Linked DNA regions of Homo sapiens: region 2 is linked to region 1. The links are chromatin contacts, found by Hi-C or POLR2A ChIA-PET in ENCODE. All regions are on one chromosome and are shown on one strand. The core of a region is the stretch at or near the end of the contact, and the rest is flanking DNA. Distances in the headings are between cores, read along the strand shown. Region 1 holds the start of GNAI3 (G protein subunit alpha i3). Region 2 has its middle 12 kb from the start of LINC01768.

Region 1 (7,203 bases), core at 535-3,034:
GCCTTGGTAAAGTTCAATACGTAATCTTTGGCTCTGAAAGCTGTTCCTGGACAAAATCTGAGCTAACTCACTGAAGAATCAACAGATTGAGGCAACCATCCGGTCAGTTACTTTTTCCTGCATCCTGCTGGTGTTGGGGTAACTCCCAATCCTAGATGAAAACCTTAGACTTTCTGTTGTCAGGTGTCCCCAGGCAATATCCTACGGGGGCATGATAGAAAAGGGTAACTCTGGGGTCAGATAGATGTACTTACTCACTGTGTGAAGTTGGGAAAGCTGCTTAATTTCTCTGAGCCTACTTCCTCACCTGTAAAAATGGGGATCATTATTACCTACCTCACAGGGTTGTTGTGAGGATTAAGAGATGGGATGTGGGAGCACCTAGCCGTATCTGGCAAATAGGTACTCAATAAATACTGGTTTTACTTCCCTTTCCTCTTGCCCTTTTTCCCCAAAAGTATTGATAATGGAAAAGCAGTCCCTTTCATTCTTAACAGTCATTTGGGAATGACTGGGGGACTTTTCAAACCTTGAAGAATTGGCATTGCTAAGAGTTAAGGTGGACGAGGCTTTTTAAGGTGGCTCTAATCCTCTAATTAAATCCTTCTAATTAATGAATCATCACTATATAAACCTCTCTGTTGGGACCTTACTTTCTCAAGTTCAGATTCTATTAGAGAAATAAATTTACAATCACAGGGAAAGGTTTTAGGGACTGAGTTCCCTTCGCTAGAACGTATAGTAATTGTGGGCTTATTTGCCTGAAAAGTTGATTTAGGACTACCTTCACGCAGTATCCAGGGTTATTAGTGAAAGATGCTATCTGCCTGGGACTTTCACAGTGGACTTAAGTTTCAGGTGATACTAGGGCTGAGAGGCAAATTTTACTAGAACCTCTCCTTTTGCATGTTATCGCAACAGGAAATTTTAGTAGGAGATTCACAGGATGCACTGGTTTGTTTCGGGGTGTGGAATTGAAGTTGACTTATCTTGGTTTTAGTTCTAAGACCCTAAGGTAGGAAGATCTGAATTATACTGGAGAGAAGGGCAGCATGGAAATTTTATGGAGGAACTACAGGCTTACCTTTCAGGTTATCGAGTATCTGCTAGCGATTTCAAGTGGCCTTTTGCCAATATAGGAGTTAAGCAAATCTCAAGCCCACAGAAATACGTGAATAGCAAAAGGACCAGGGGACATTTTGAGAGGAGTCAGTGGGCCAGAGACGGCAAAAAGTTATTGCTGAGGTCCTAAGCACAGTCGGTGTTACGATCTCAGATGTGAGACGTGAACGGCGCCCAGGCCGGATAGCTTGTTCCCATTCCATTGATCTGAGATAACCCCAACGGAGGCAGTGTCCCATACTTGGGTAGGGGTCCCGAGTCTCCACAGCCAGAGATCAAAGGAGTTTTCTGGCAGGCGAGAAATTACCAGCAGATATTCCCGCGCGGGATGTAGGCTTTAATTTAGAAATCTCCGCCCCAAAACTGGCATCTTGAACGCGGGAGGGCATTATGAGTTAGAGGCCCCGGTTTTTCTCCATTTATCCAAATCAGGTAGCCGAAAGGTAAATGAGGCTTCAAGTTGGGCGGCGGGCAGCGAACTTGACAGAACCTCGAAACTCTGCAGATCCGCCGCCCAACCCAGCCGCCAGCTCCCCGTGACTTCCGCTTTCGGTCTCAACTCCTCTCCCTGAGGAGAGTGGTTTAAACGGTGAAGGCTGCGGGGCGTCGCCGGAAGTGTCGTAAACGTCGGATATCCGGTTCTTCTGGGCGCTAAGGGAGCTGACGGAGAGGGCCACCGCCCAGCAATAGACGGTGCCTCAGCCTGCCGAGCCGCAGTTTCCGTGGTGTGAGTGAGTCCGGGCCCGTGTCCCCTCTCCCGCCGCCGCCATGGGCTGCACGTTGAGCGCCGAAGACAAGGCGGCAGTGGAGCGAAGCAAGATGATCGACCGCAACTTACGGGAGGACGGGGAAAAAGCGGCCAAAGAAGTGAAGCTGCTGCTACTCGGTGAGGGGCTGGAGGCGGGGACTGAGTGGTGGTCGGGAGAGCCTAGGCGCTTGGAAGGCCTGAACGGGGTCTGGTCGGGCCGACGGAAAGGACCCTAAAGGGATCTGGAGGGCGTGCCGGGCGTGGGGCGGGGTGTTGGGGTTCCTAGCTGAGGCCCCAGAGGGCGTGATGAGGGGGGTGGGGTTTTGGGGTTGCGGGAATTAGGCTGTAGAGGGTGTGACTCCGGGCTAGAATTGCGTTTAGCAGAGAGACTTGGGAGTATGGGCCGGTAGATGTTGAGGGAGTAGGAATATGGGAAAAGCTCATAAAGGAAGAGTTGATACTAGGAAGGTTTTACGTTGGGTTGGAGCGTGTTGGTAACGAGAACGGCATAGAGTATATGTTGGGCTTGTATAATGGTTTGTGAGTTTGGAGCGTCGTGGTTCTTTGGCAGGATAAAGCTAGCAGGCTTGAATGGATGGTACAGAGACTGGAACAGAATGGTCACATAAGGACGTTGACATTTGTTAGTAAGAGAGCCATTTGAACTGTTGGAAGAACCCTGGATTATCCAGGAACATGAAGATAGGTAGGTGAGATAAATGACAAGTTATCAGGTATAAAGGAAAAGAGCTTGGGTGCAGAGGCCATCTCTACTTTTCCACCGTTTCCTATCATTTTTATTTTCAAAGTTTTATAACGTCTTCTTCTGTTTTTACAAAAGGATGGGAAATGGTGTGAGCTGAAGAAATTTAAAGAATGATTTCTTTGAGGTTTGTAGCAGAAGATCTAGTGAACAAGAGATTACACATTGGAGGATGCTGAATAGTTGCTATAGATGATGTGTAGTTGGAATAGTTACCTTAGGATAAGTTACAGAGTTGGACATATTCACTGTAAAGACTATGGTAGACTTCTGGTGGCTGTTTTATCCTTTTTGGCCTCTTCAAAGCAAAACCATTGACTTCAGGAATTACTGTTTATGTTATTTGATAGTCGTTTTAATTGGCTTTTTTTAAACACAGTCGGATGTATTTTACTCAACATGAGTTTCAAAATTTTTGAGAGGCTCAGTAAATCATACAAAGAATACTGGCATTAGCTTACTAATAAATCAAGCCACATTTCTTCATTATTAGTGAAGATTTTCTAGGGTAGTATTTCCATTATTTTCCAATATTTTCTAGGGTAGTATTTCCATTAGAGAAGAATAAGTAGGAGTAGGGGTTTCTACAGAAACCCTTACAAGCAATAGAAATTTACTTTTTAAAACAATTGATTTTTGAGGAAAAGGAGTCACTTTAGGGGAAATGCTAAATTTTCATGGTATAAAGCTCCAGAGAACAGAATGTACACTGTAACCCAAGACTTATTTTGTACATTCTAAGTGCCCCTGTTAGTCTCTTCGTGTGAACATATTTGGTTGGTTGTAGATTGCAGAAGCTCTGGTAATAGCTTTTTTGAATATACTATAAAGGGAAAGTTATGTATTGGAGCTTAAGGTTCCGGTTTGTATACCTGAACTTTCAGAAGATGCGAGTTCAAATTGTAGTTCTAGACTGCGACTGTCTGTATAACAGGTGGATATGCATGGTCCCTGGTACCTAGTAGGTGCTCCTTAAATATTTACTGTTAACCAGCCTGAGCCAGCAAATGTTGAACACTGGTCCTTGGGGCCTTTGAGAAATTTGATATAAACTATAACATTCAGGGCGTTAACTTTTTTTTTTTTTTGAGACGGAGTCTCCCTCTGTTGCCTAGGCTGGAGTGCAGTGGCGCGATCTCGTCTCACTGCAACCTCCACCTCTCGGGTTCACGCCATTCTCCTGCCTCAGCCTCCCAAGTAGCTGGGACTACAGGCGCCCGCCACCACGCCTGGCTAATTTTTTGTATTTTTAGTAGAGACGGGGTTTCACCGTGTTAGCCAGGATGGTCTCAATCTCCTGACCTTGTGATCCACCCGCCTTGGCCTCCCAAAGTGCTGGGATTATAGGCGTGAGGCCACCGTGCCTGGCCAGCATTTTCTTTATTGATCGATTGGTTATGAAAGTAAAGATGTATTCTCATCTTCTGTGAGTGATTTGATTTACACTGACCAACAGAGATACCCTTAGGACATCAGTTTATTGTAATGTAGTTGGAAACTTTGAGACTTTCTTCCAAAATGCAGGATTAGGCAGGCAGAATTTGGATAGGCGGAACTTGTCCAGATGTCTAGAAGAATTTTTGTTCAGGATTTTATCTGTAGTGCATTTAATTAAAAACAAAATTAGACACTTGACTTAGGGAACTTGAAAAGCAGTAAGTAAAAATCAAAGTACTAAACATATTTGCTTTTAATTTTTACCAACTTCATTCTTTTTTAAGTAAGATTTTTAAAATATTCTTGAGCAAGTTAAATCCACAAATTCAAATAGGTTGCAGAAACATATGTTCTTGCTTGAGCCATATCATAACACACATAGGAAATTAAAATTATCTTCTATGCTATTTCTATAAGCAAAATGTACCCAAAACAGTATACAGTTTTCTTTTTCCTGGATAATGTCTCCTTTGCTGTAGATGCAAGTCATTTTTACTTTATCACTATGGAACTTAGTTTAAGTTGAGATCTATCTACTTACCCTGTGTCTCCTGACACATGATATATTTTCTTTCTTATGGGGGTGTAGTTTAACATGGTGATTAATAGCATGGGTCCTGAAGTCAGACTGCTTTAAATCCTAATTCCCATTTACTAGTTATAGCCTTGGGAAAGTTAATTTCTCTTGGCCTCAGTTTTCTTATCTTTAAAATGGAGAAAATAGAGCTACTCCTAGGATTGCTGTGAGGATTAAATATGGTAATAATGTAAAGCAGAACACAGCTTGGCACATAGTACTAGCTCCATGAAGATTAGCTATTCTTATTAAGTCAAAATGAATGTTACAGATTGTAGGTATTATGGAAATTATACCAAATTAAGCAGCTAGTGTGGGCCAGATTATTTACAGACACTTCAGTATTGTAATTCTTCCTTTGATAACCTTTGGTTTGAATTTCATTTAGATGTTCTTGGAAAGGGCTGGGCGTGGTGGCTCCTGGCTGTAATCCCATCACTTTGGGAGGCCGAGGCTGGTGGATCACCTGAGGTCAGGAGTTCGAGACCAGCCTGGCCAACATGGCGAAACCCCATCTCTACTAAAAGTACAAAAATTAGCCGGGCGTGGTGGTGTGCACCTGTAGTCCCAGCTACTTGGGAGGCTGAGGCAGGAGAATCGCTTGAACCCGGGAGGTGGAGGTTGCAGTGAGCAGAGATGACGCCACTGCACTCTAGCCTGGGTGACAAAGTGAGACTCTTTGTCTCAAAAAAAAAAAAAATAAAGTGTTCTTGGGAAGATCTTGGTATATCAAATTAGTGTTTAATTATGACATTCTATTGAAAAAATACCATGCAAAGCTTCCCAACCAATGTTCCAGTGCTTAGGATGGCATATAGGTGTGCTGTTTACAAATTTTTTATAGCATTGAAATTTTAAATCATTTTTATAAGTTCAAACTTTTACAACAGTTGAAATTACATTTGAACATCTTTGGTATGATTTCCTCTTGTATAATTCATGAATTTGGTAATTTGGTTATTTACTATTTAAACAATTAGAGATGGGGGTCTCATTATGTTGCCCAGGCTGGTCTCAAATGCTTGGCCTCATGTGATTCTCCCATCTCAGCCTCCCAAAGTGCTGGGATTACCAGTGTGAGCCACTGTGCCTACCCTACCATGAATTTGGTAATTTGAAAAAATTTTATTTGGTATAAATACTAAATTTATACCAATTTAATATTTAATATCATTTGTAATACTTTGTATTTTTTTCATGCCATAATTTCATAATAAGAAATTTTGTGTGTGCGGGTTTTGTTTTTGTTTTTTTTTGACCCCAGGGCAAGCAAGAAAATTTTTTTTCACCAAGCTCTTTCAGCTCACCCCAATGAGCCTTACAAATATTTTTAATGTGTGCCATCATGTGACAAAGGTTGGGAAGCACTGGTATAATGGATAAGAGCACTGCTTTTGGATTCACACAAAACTGAATTTAAGTTCTACCTCCACTTATTAGCTCTGAGACCCAGAGCAAGTAACTTAACCATAAGAATAATAATTTTTACATATGTAAAGCAGAGATGATGTTTCATAATATGAAATGAGATAATGCATGTAAAATGCTTCACATTAGTGCCTAGCAAATAAAAAATAGTAAGTGGTCACTTCTATTGATGATGATGATCGTGAGAATTACCATTTTAGCTACTTTTTTCAGAGGTTTTTCAGACAGCTGTTTTATTATTTTTCATATTAATATACTATTTTCAAAGATCTTCAAAGAATTTTAATATCCTTTTGTGGTGAAAGGAATTAAATGTTAGTCCTTTTTTTTTACTCATCACTGTACTAATGAAGATACTTAGTTTTGTAAATTATTGAATTATCTGCTCTCTGTATTTCTGTTTCTTGATAGTTTCCTTTAGCAGGTTCTGAGAAAACATAAAAAAAAACTTTGTTCTTTGGGATTTGCTGGTGGTAGTATGGCAAAAAGCCAGTTGCATGCAGAGAACTGGAATCATCTAATTTACTTAAACTCTATATTATACAGTTAATTATATTTAAATTGCTGCATATTATTGGCTGAATATGCTTATTATTGAGAATAAGACTGCCCTTTGGTAAACATGCCATTACATTATATCCTCCTATGGGATTATACCCTTTATTATGTTTGCCATTTGCTTGGGATAAGGTTCATGGCCAGTTACATTTCATGTGAGGATGCATCTGTGTTTCGGGGAAAAAAAGCTTTGTGTTTTATAAGCATGTATCATTCTTTGTGTCTTTTATTTAAATGCATTAGTCACTTTTTTAACATTTCAATAGGTTTTTGGGGAACAGGTTATGTTTGGTTACGTGAATAAGTTTAGTGGCAATTTCTGAGATTTTGGTGCACCCATCACCTGAGCAGTCTACACTGTACCCAATGTATAGTCCTTTATCCCTCACCACCTTCCCACCCTTTCCCCCGAGTCCCCAAAGTCCGTTGTATCATTCTTAGGCCTTTGCATCCTCATAGCTTAGCATCCACTTACAAGTGAGAACGTACGATGTTTGGTTTTCCATTCCTGAGTTACTTCACTTAGAGTAATCGTCTCCAGTTCCATCCAGGTTGCTGCAGATGCCATTA
Region 2 (7,203 bases), core at 2,953-5,452, 270 kb after region 1:
GCCTTCCTTCTAGTTCCTTCTCATCGCTCCCTGGAAACAAGATGTTAACAAAAATCAGAACCACAGGAAAGTTGCAGAGGCTCTGGAATCTTAAAAGTCCCTACATCCGGCTCGGCGCCGTGGCTCACACCTGTAATCCTAGCACTTTGGGAGGCCGAGGCGGTGGATCATCTGACGTCAGGGATTTGAGACCAGCCTGGCCAACATGGTGAAACCCCATCTCTACTAAAAATACAAAAATTACCCAGACGTGGTGGCGGGCGCCTGTAATCCCAGCTACTCAGGAGGCTGAGGCAGGAGAATCACTTGAACCCGGGGGAGCGGAGGTTGCAGTGGACTCCAGCCTGTTTGAAAGAGTGAGACTTTGTCTCAGAAAAAAAAAAAAGTCCCTACATCGTAAGCGGCTGTTTAAAAAAAAAAAAAAAAACAACAAAAAACAGCTAAGGCATCCCTGCCTCACATCTATAATATAATAAAATAAATTCCAGAGAAATAAAATGTTTCAATATAAAAAGAAACCACAGAAGACATGAAAGAAAACAGGAGTGACTATTTTTTTTTATTTTAGAGTGGGGAAGACCTTTCTAAGAAGAAACTCAGAAAAGCCTAATACATTTAACTACATGAAATTTGTAACATTCTGGACAACAAAAGCTCTATATACAAAGTCAAAGCACAAAGAACAAGCTGGGGAAAATACTTGCAACAGATAAAACAAAGGGTTTGTATCTCCAAGCTACAAAGAGCTTTTCCACATCAACAAGAAAAAGATAAACAACCCAACAGAAAAATGAAAAAAAAGCCAGGAGCAAGTAATCCATAGAAAAAGTATTATAATTAGCTATTATATGTATGAAAAGATGTTCAACCTCCCCCATAGTTTAAAAAAAATCAAATTAAATCTATCAGGATGGCAAACATTAAAAAGATGAAATATATATATACATATATATTTTTTTCTTCTTCCTCTTTTTCTTCTTCTTCTTCTTCTTCTGCTTCTTCTTCTTCTTCTTCCTCTTCCTCTTCCTCTTCTCCTTCTCCTTCTCCTTCTCCTTCTTCTTCTTCTTCTTTTTCTTTTTGAGACAGAGTCTCCTTCTGTCACCCAGGCTGGAGTGCAGTGGCACAATCTCGGCTCACTGCAACCTCTGCCTCCCAGGTTCAAGTGGTTCTCCTGGCTCAGCCTCCTGAGTAGCTGATATTACAGGCATGTGCCACCACACCTGGCTAATTTTTTGTATTTTTTGTAGAGACAGGGTTTCATCATATTGGCCAGGCTGGTCAAGAACTCCTGACCTTGAGTGATCTGCCCACCTCAGCTTCCCAAAAACTGTTGGGATTACAGGCGTGAGCCACTGTGTTCAGCTAAAAGATGAATAATATTTAGTATTGACAAGATGTGGGTTAATGGGCATTTTCACAGGCTGTATAGTTGGAAGGAAAAATTGGTAGAAACATTTTTGGAGGGCAATTTTGTAATATCTATTAAAGTTTGAAATATGCAAGCCCTTTGACTCAGTAATTCCATTGCTAGGAATTTATTATAGAATAAGGATAAACACCACACATCAGGGAGTTCATGGTGCATTTTAGGGGAGTCAGTGTGAATTTGTTCCTCCACAGGGTAGTGTTTTGTCTTAATCCCCTTGGGATTCTACAGGCATCTGGGGTGTGGAGTTTATACAGTCCAGTAAACTCACTTACTTCTCTCTAAGCCCATACACCCTTAAAAGCTCTCATAGGCTAGGCACAGTGGCTCATGCCTGTAATCCCAGCACTTTGGGAGGCCAAGGGTGGCGGATCACCTGAGGTCAGGAGTTTGAGACCAGCCTGACCAACATGGAGAAACCCCGTCTCCACTAAAAATACAAAATTAGCCAGGCATGGTGGCGCATGCCTGTAATCCCAGCTACTCAGGAGGCTGAGGTAGAGGAATCGCTTCACTCTGGAAGGTGGAGGTTGCGACAAGCTGAGATCCTGCCATTGCACTCCAGCCTGCAACAAGAGCAAAACTTTGTCTAAACAAACAAACAAACAAATAAAAACTCTCATAAATCCCCACTTCCCCTCCTCTAACAGCTCACTTTTTGTTGGAAAATAAATCCCTCTGACTTTGGGAAAGCCATCTGTACCTCAGCTCCAGAGGGGAGCATGTGACCTAGACTCTGTCGGAATATTTTATCCTCCCACCACATCTGTTGGTTCGGTGGCGGGCACATGGCCTAAGCTGTTCTCATTGTAATGCAGTTCTGTTGGAAGTATTAGGACAGAGATCTTCTTTTCCTATAGGTGTCATAGATAGATATGTGATCTGAACCGCTCTAGTTCTTTTTCTGCAAGGATAAAAATGAGCTTGAGGATGAAGCTAATCTACGGAGCAAGCCTGAGCCAAGTGAATTACAGATAAATGAGCTAAAGCCTGATGATGTTGTAAACCTCTAGATCAAATCATACCTGAATCCCACTGAGCCTCTGGGCTTTTCTGATGCTGGAGGCAATACATTCTCTCAGTTTGAGAAGAGATGTTTGTGTGCTTGCAGTGGAAGCCTCTCCACAAAGACAGAGTCCCTCCTCCTTGCAGACCATCTGGTTCTTTGTCTAGTAAGGCTCTGCCTCAGAGAACAACATTTTGTTAATTCTTCTTGGGAGCAAGGGAAGCCCTCACTTCCTTCATCCTAGGCTTGACTGCTTTGAGGTACTGTTGAGGTGGTATATGGAGGTGAGAGAAAAATGCCTCCTTGTCTGTGTGAGCCTCCTGTAACAATGTAAACTAGTCAGATATTAGTCTCTCCCTAAATTATCTCACTACATTGGTTTCAGCTACAAAACTAGGAACAATTCAAATGCCCATCAGCAGGGTAACTTAATCGTGGTTCAATCACATGGCCGAGAGTGGGGGGATCCTCCGCAGCCTTTAAAAAGATGGAAGAAATGCTCTATGTACTGCCATGAAAGGCACCCAGAATAAACCATTTATTGAAAAAACCCGGTTGAAAAACAGAATGTATAGTATATAATGCCATTTGTGGTTTTTCAAACTGTAAGTCTGTGGTTCTATCTGAATAGAAAAAGGTCTAGAAGGAAGGTTGCTTGCACAACAAATTTTATAATGATCCCTGGGGGCTAGAATTCCGCAGGCTTTGCATTTTCTATTTTTTCTACTCCTTTATTGAATTTGTATAGTGTAATAAAAAGATTTTTTTAAAGAAAATTTTTACAGTGCTGGCCTCTGGTCTGTAGCTCCCTATTTCCCTCTGTGGCAGTAACTGGAGGCCTCAAGGGAGCTGCCACATCCTGAGTGTGTAGCTAAACACCCCTGCTGCTCCAGGAAACTCCAGCCTTGCTTGGCCTGTTTTTGGGTCTGTAAGAGACAACTCCAGGGTGGGTAGGGCCTCAGGGGCAGGGCCGTGTACCCAGTCATCCTGAGCCTGGTGTACCACCTGGTGCCAGGTGGTGAAGAGTGACTGGGCCAGGATGCCAGGGGGTGGAGTGGTGAGTTGCTGGTCTGCTTTGTTAGAGGAAGATGTCGGCATGGGTAGTAGGCTGAATCATAATCCCCAAAGACTTTGGATCCTAATCCCTTCGTATCAGTGAATGTTACTTTATATGGAAAAAAAGGTCATAGCAGATGTGATTAAGGATCTTGAGATGGGCAGATAGTTTTGGACTATCCTAGTAGGGCCTAAATGCAATCACAGATACCCTTAAGAGAGAGGCAGAGGGAGATTTGTCAAAACAGAAGAGGAGAAGGCCATGTGACTACAGAGGCAGAGACTGGAGTGATGTGGCCACAAGCCAGGGAATGCTGGCAGCCACCAGAAGCTGGAAGAGGCCAGGCACAGATTCTCCCACGACACCTCCAGAGGGCGTGCAGCCTGACTGAAACTGGATTTTGGCCCAGTGATACTGATTTTGAACTTCTCTGCCCTCTGGAACTATGAGAGAATCCATTTCTGTTGTTTTAAGCCACCAAATTCATGACGATCTGTGACAGCAGCCACAGGAACCTGACATAGCTGTCAAAAGTGAGGCTGGCCTGCAGCTGTTCAGCGTGCTCTTTCCTGAGGGCCTGCCTTCCTCACTCCAAGCTGCCCAGGCTGAAAAGAAAATGAGGCTGCTTCCTCTAGACATCCTTGAGAGGGGCTTATCTAATGAGTTCTGGCACTTGTGAGGAGGGGTGTGTGGATGTGGAGCCTACTCTTGCTCTCCACTAGCCTGGCTGGTGGTGAGGGGTTGCCCAGCAACCACAGAGGCTGGCAGGGCTCCCCACTGTGCCCTGGTTTCTCCTCAGAGCAGTTCTTGCCCTGAGTATTGTTAGAGTGCAGAGGCTATTAAAAAAAATGAAAACACCAACCCTCAAAATAACTTCCCAGGTTCTAAAAATGGAATTCTGCCCAGTAGTAATATTTCTCATTCTTGCAATAGTAAAATTTCTCACTTCCTCGTGCTCTGTAGGCTTGTGTCTGGCCCAAGAGGGAACTGCTATTAATGGCAATTTCTGCCTGATGTAATCCCCTTGGTGAGCCACCTGCCTGTGGATGGTGACACTCCTTTACCCAACAGGCCTTGCACCCTCCTCCACAGAACCTCCCGCAGCGTGTTAGGTTTTTGTCTGCTTTGATTGATATCCATAGTCTCTCTTGGTTCAGAAAATAATAACAACAATGATAATCAACCAATTACTTATATAGCTCTTATAATTGTCAGGCATTGTCCCAAGCACGGAATGTTTATTAACCCATACACTGCTCATGACTGTCCTGTGGGGTAGCTATTAGTATTATCCTCCTTGTACAGATGAGAAAACAAAGTCATGGGGAGGTTAAGAACATGTACAAGGGCACATAGCTACCAAGTGGCTGAGCTGGGGTTTGAACCCAGCCTGAAGGGCTCTGGGATCAGAGCTCTTACCTCCTGCATTGTATTGGCTGGCTGGAGGAAGGATGGGGAAGCCTTTCTCTGTGCAAAGCGAGCTGTCCTGGGCAGCTGATTTGGGCTTGCCCCCGGTGGGCCCTTGAGGTCTTTTGAGATCAGGGCTGTGATTGCCTGGAGAGGTCTCCCAGCAGCACACACTCTACCTTAGTGCCTTCCATATTCTCTTCCTGCTGGGGTCATTGCAAAGCCTGTGACTATGAGCAGGGTGAGGAATTATCCTTCAGATTTTGGGCACAGACCTCAGATGGGTGTCCCGGAGGAACCAATGTAAAGTCCTCAGGCCTGGGTGTGGGGTGAAGCTGGTTCCATTCTGCTCACATTTACTGGGCAGTGTGTGGATAAATAGCCCACAAGAGCGGAGGATGGTCCTGGGTGCTGAGACTAGAAGGGGAGCAGCCTCCTTTCCTCTCCTCATGGGAAGGACCTGTGGGAGAGGGGCAGGAGGAGGACGAGTGGCCTCCCCCAGGGCCCTGGGGTGAAATGAACAGGTGCCCATTCTCTCTGTCCTGCCCAGGGATGGCCTGATGTCTTACATGAACAGAGCCTAGAAGTTGGAGTGAAGAGACCTGGCTTCTAGTCCTCGTTCTCCCAAGTTTGAGGTGAGGTATCACTCTCTCTGTGTCCCAGACTTCCCCTCTGTAAACCAAGGGATTGGATGCGCTTTGATACAAAAAATCCCTCTCTAAAACCCATAACTGATCTGCAAATCCAAGTTGGTTTGCTGTGTTTTCTCTGTGAGACAGCAAGCCACAAGCAGCCAGATCCAATGCTCACTTTCAGCAACTCCTGTCATTTTGTCACTGTGCTTGCCTCTCTTCCCTCACTAGCGAAATAGGGATTAAAACACTCATCTCAGAGTTGTGAGCCTTGAAGGAACATCGCATGGAAAGGCCCTTCTTGGAAAGGCAGAGCCCTGCCCTATGGGACCCATCAGAGAGGGGCCCCTGCTCACCTGGACTCAGATGGGGCTGGGGGTGTGGATACTGGGATCTTCTGGAGGTAAAAGGAAACCAGGTGAAGAGATTGCAGACTGGCAGCTCTGACCTGGACAGGCAGACACATTTTTTGGTCCAGCAAAAATAGCACACTAGAAAAAAAATTCTAAGTGTCTTCCTGGGGAGAGGATAAGTTCCACTCTCTAGTTCACCCACAGAACCCACGCCTCCCTGTTATCTTACACAGGGCTGGGTATGGCAGGCCCATGAGCTCATTGAGTCCTGCCTTCAGAAAACCTGGACCAGGGGGTTTGGATGTTCCAGGGGGCAGGACTGATGCTCCTCCCATCCTCAGCCCCACCCAGGTCTTGGCAGAGCCCAAGTGGGTGTGTTGTGGGGGAGTCCTGAACTGGTCTGGGCCTCATCGCTCTGCTCTCACCCCCAACCCCAGAGATGAGAGCTCCAAGTTCAGCCAGCTGGGTCTGCTGCCTCCTTGCCTCTGATCTGGGGTCCCAGAACTCCTCTTTTCCCAGAGGGGGTCAGGGCAGAGGGAGGCAGTGTCCCTGCTGGGCCTGTAGAGGAAGCTGAGGGCTGCGTATACCCTGGCCAGCAGCCCAGGAAGCCTGAGCATGTAATGAAAAGATTGCATCTCCTCGACTCTGCTGTTGGGGACAAGCATTTCCAGTGTTGTCCTTGCCCTGTGACCTCTGTCTGGGCACTGCCTCCCCTGCTTCCTGGCTCTGTTCTGTCCCTTTAGGCAGGCTCAGCAGCCCCATCTCAGCTGGTTCTGGGCACAGAGAAGACAGAGACCCCTTTCTCCTCTTCAGGTCTCCAGACGGCCACCCCAAAGGGTGACAGACGTGCCTCCCATTCACATGCCTCTTTGCTGTTGGCAAAGCAAAGTCACATCCATCCTGGAAGGGACACCCCAGCTCTACAGAGGCCACCCAGCTGTGAGGGGATGAGCTGCACCTCCGACGTAAATCTACTGAGTGTTCACCCTTGCGCTGGCCCCCTAGTCCATCCTGACTCCCTGTGTTGTGAGGCCCATTTGTGGGAGGCAGAGTAGGGTGTGGACGAGGTGCATAGGATAGCTGAAGAGCTGCTCCCTGAGCCCCAGACAATGGCTCTGATGAATCCAAATAGTCATGGAACACTGTAGCCTTTGCAAGTAAGACCATGAGATATCAAGACGCCCCACAGTCACCAGCCTCACTAGTAGAAGGAAGTAAAGCAGGCAAGCACTCTCAGCAGAGAAAGGGACCAACTTCTGGGGATACAAAGGAGAGGGAGGATAGGGCCAGGCATGAGGGAAAAAGTCAAGGGTAAGAGCCTG

Evidence for each region. Hi-C counts contacts between places; a loop is a spot of excess contacts on that map. ChIA-PET counts read pairs that join two places held with the same protein, here RNA polymerase II (POLR2A). Pooled maps may share reads with other maps.
Region 2: a loop to region 1 is called in a pooled map, with 5 times the contacts of the local background. The contact joins the enhancer-like site here to the promoter of GNAI3 in region 1. A Hi-C loop is called at or near these places in 1 of 37 single-sample maps with no recorded cell type and 7 of 50 pooled maps. POLR2A ChIA-PET finds 5 or more read pairs at or near these places in 4 of 52 experiments (CD4-positive, alpha-beta T cell, PC-9, activated CD4-positive, alpha-beta memory T cell and 1 more).

What each region holds. Positions count from the first base shown.
Region 1 is chr1:109,546,831-109,554,033 of GRCh38, forward strand. GNAI3 (G protein subunit alpha i3) reads left to right here and starts at 1,785. Exons shown (of 9, transcript NM_006496.4): 1 at 1,785-2,008. The coding sequence starts at 1,891. GPR61 (G protein-coupled receptor 61) reads left to right here. Exons shown (of 2, transcript NM_001393907.1): 2 at 1-430. RefSeq lists enhancers at 1,312-1,371, 1,902-2,071.
Region 2 is chr1:109,812,194-109,819,396 of GRCh38, forward strand. No RefSeq gene overlaps it. Among named protein-coding and RNA genes, the nearest start is that of LINC01768, 12 kb to the right of the region's middle. RefSeq lists enhancers at 4,034-4,153, 4,304-4,353 and a silencer at 4,524-4,603. Within about 2 kb of position 4,203, at least 5 of the 41 ENCODE cell types and tissues checked have a DNase peak (open chromatin) inside an H3K27ac peak, as active enhancers do.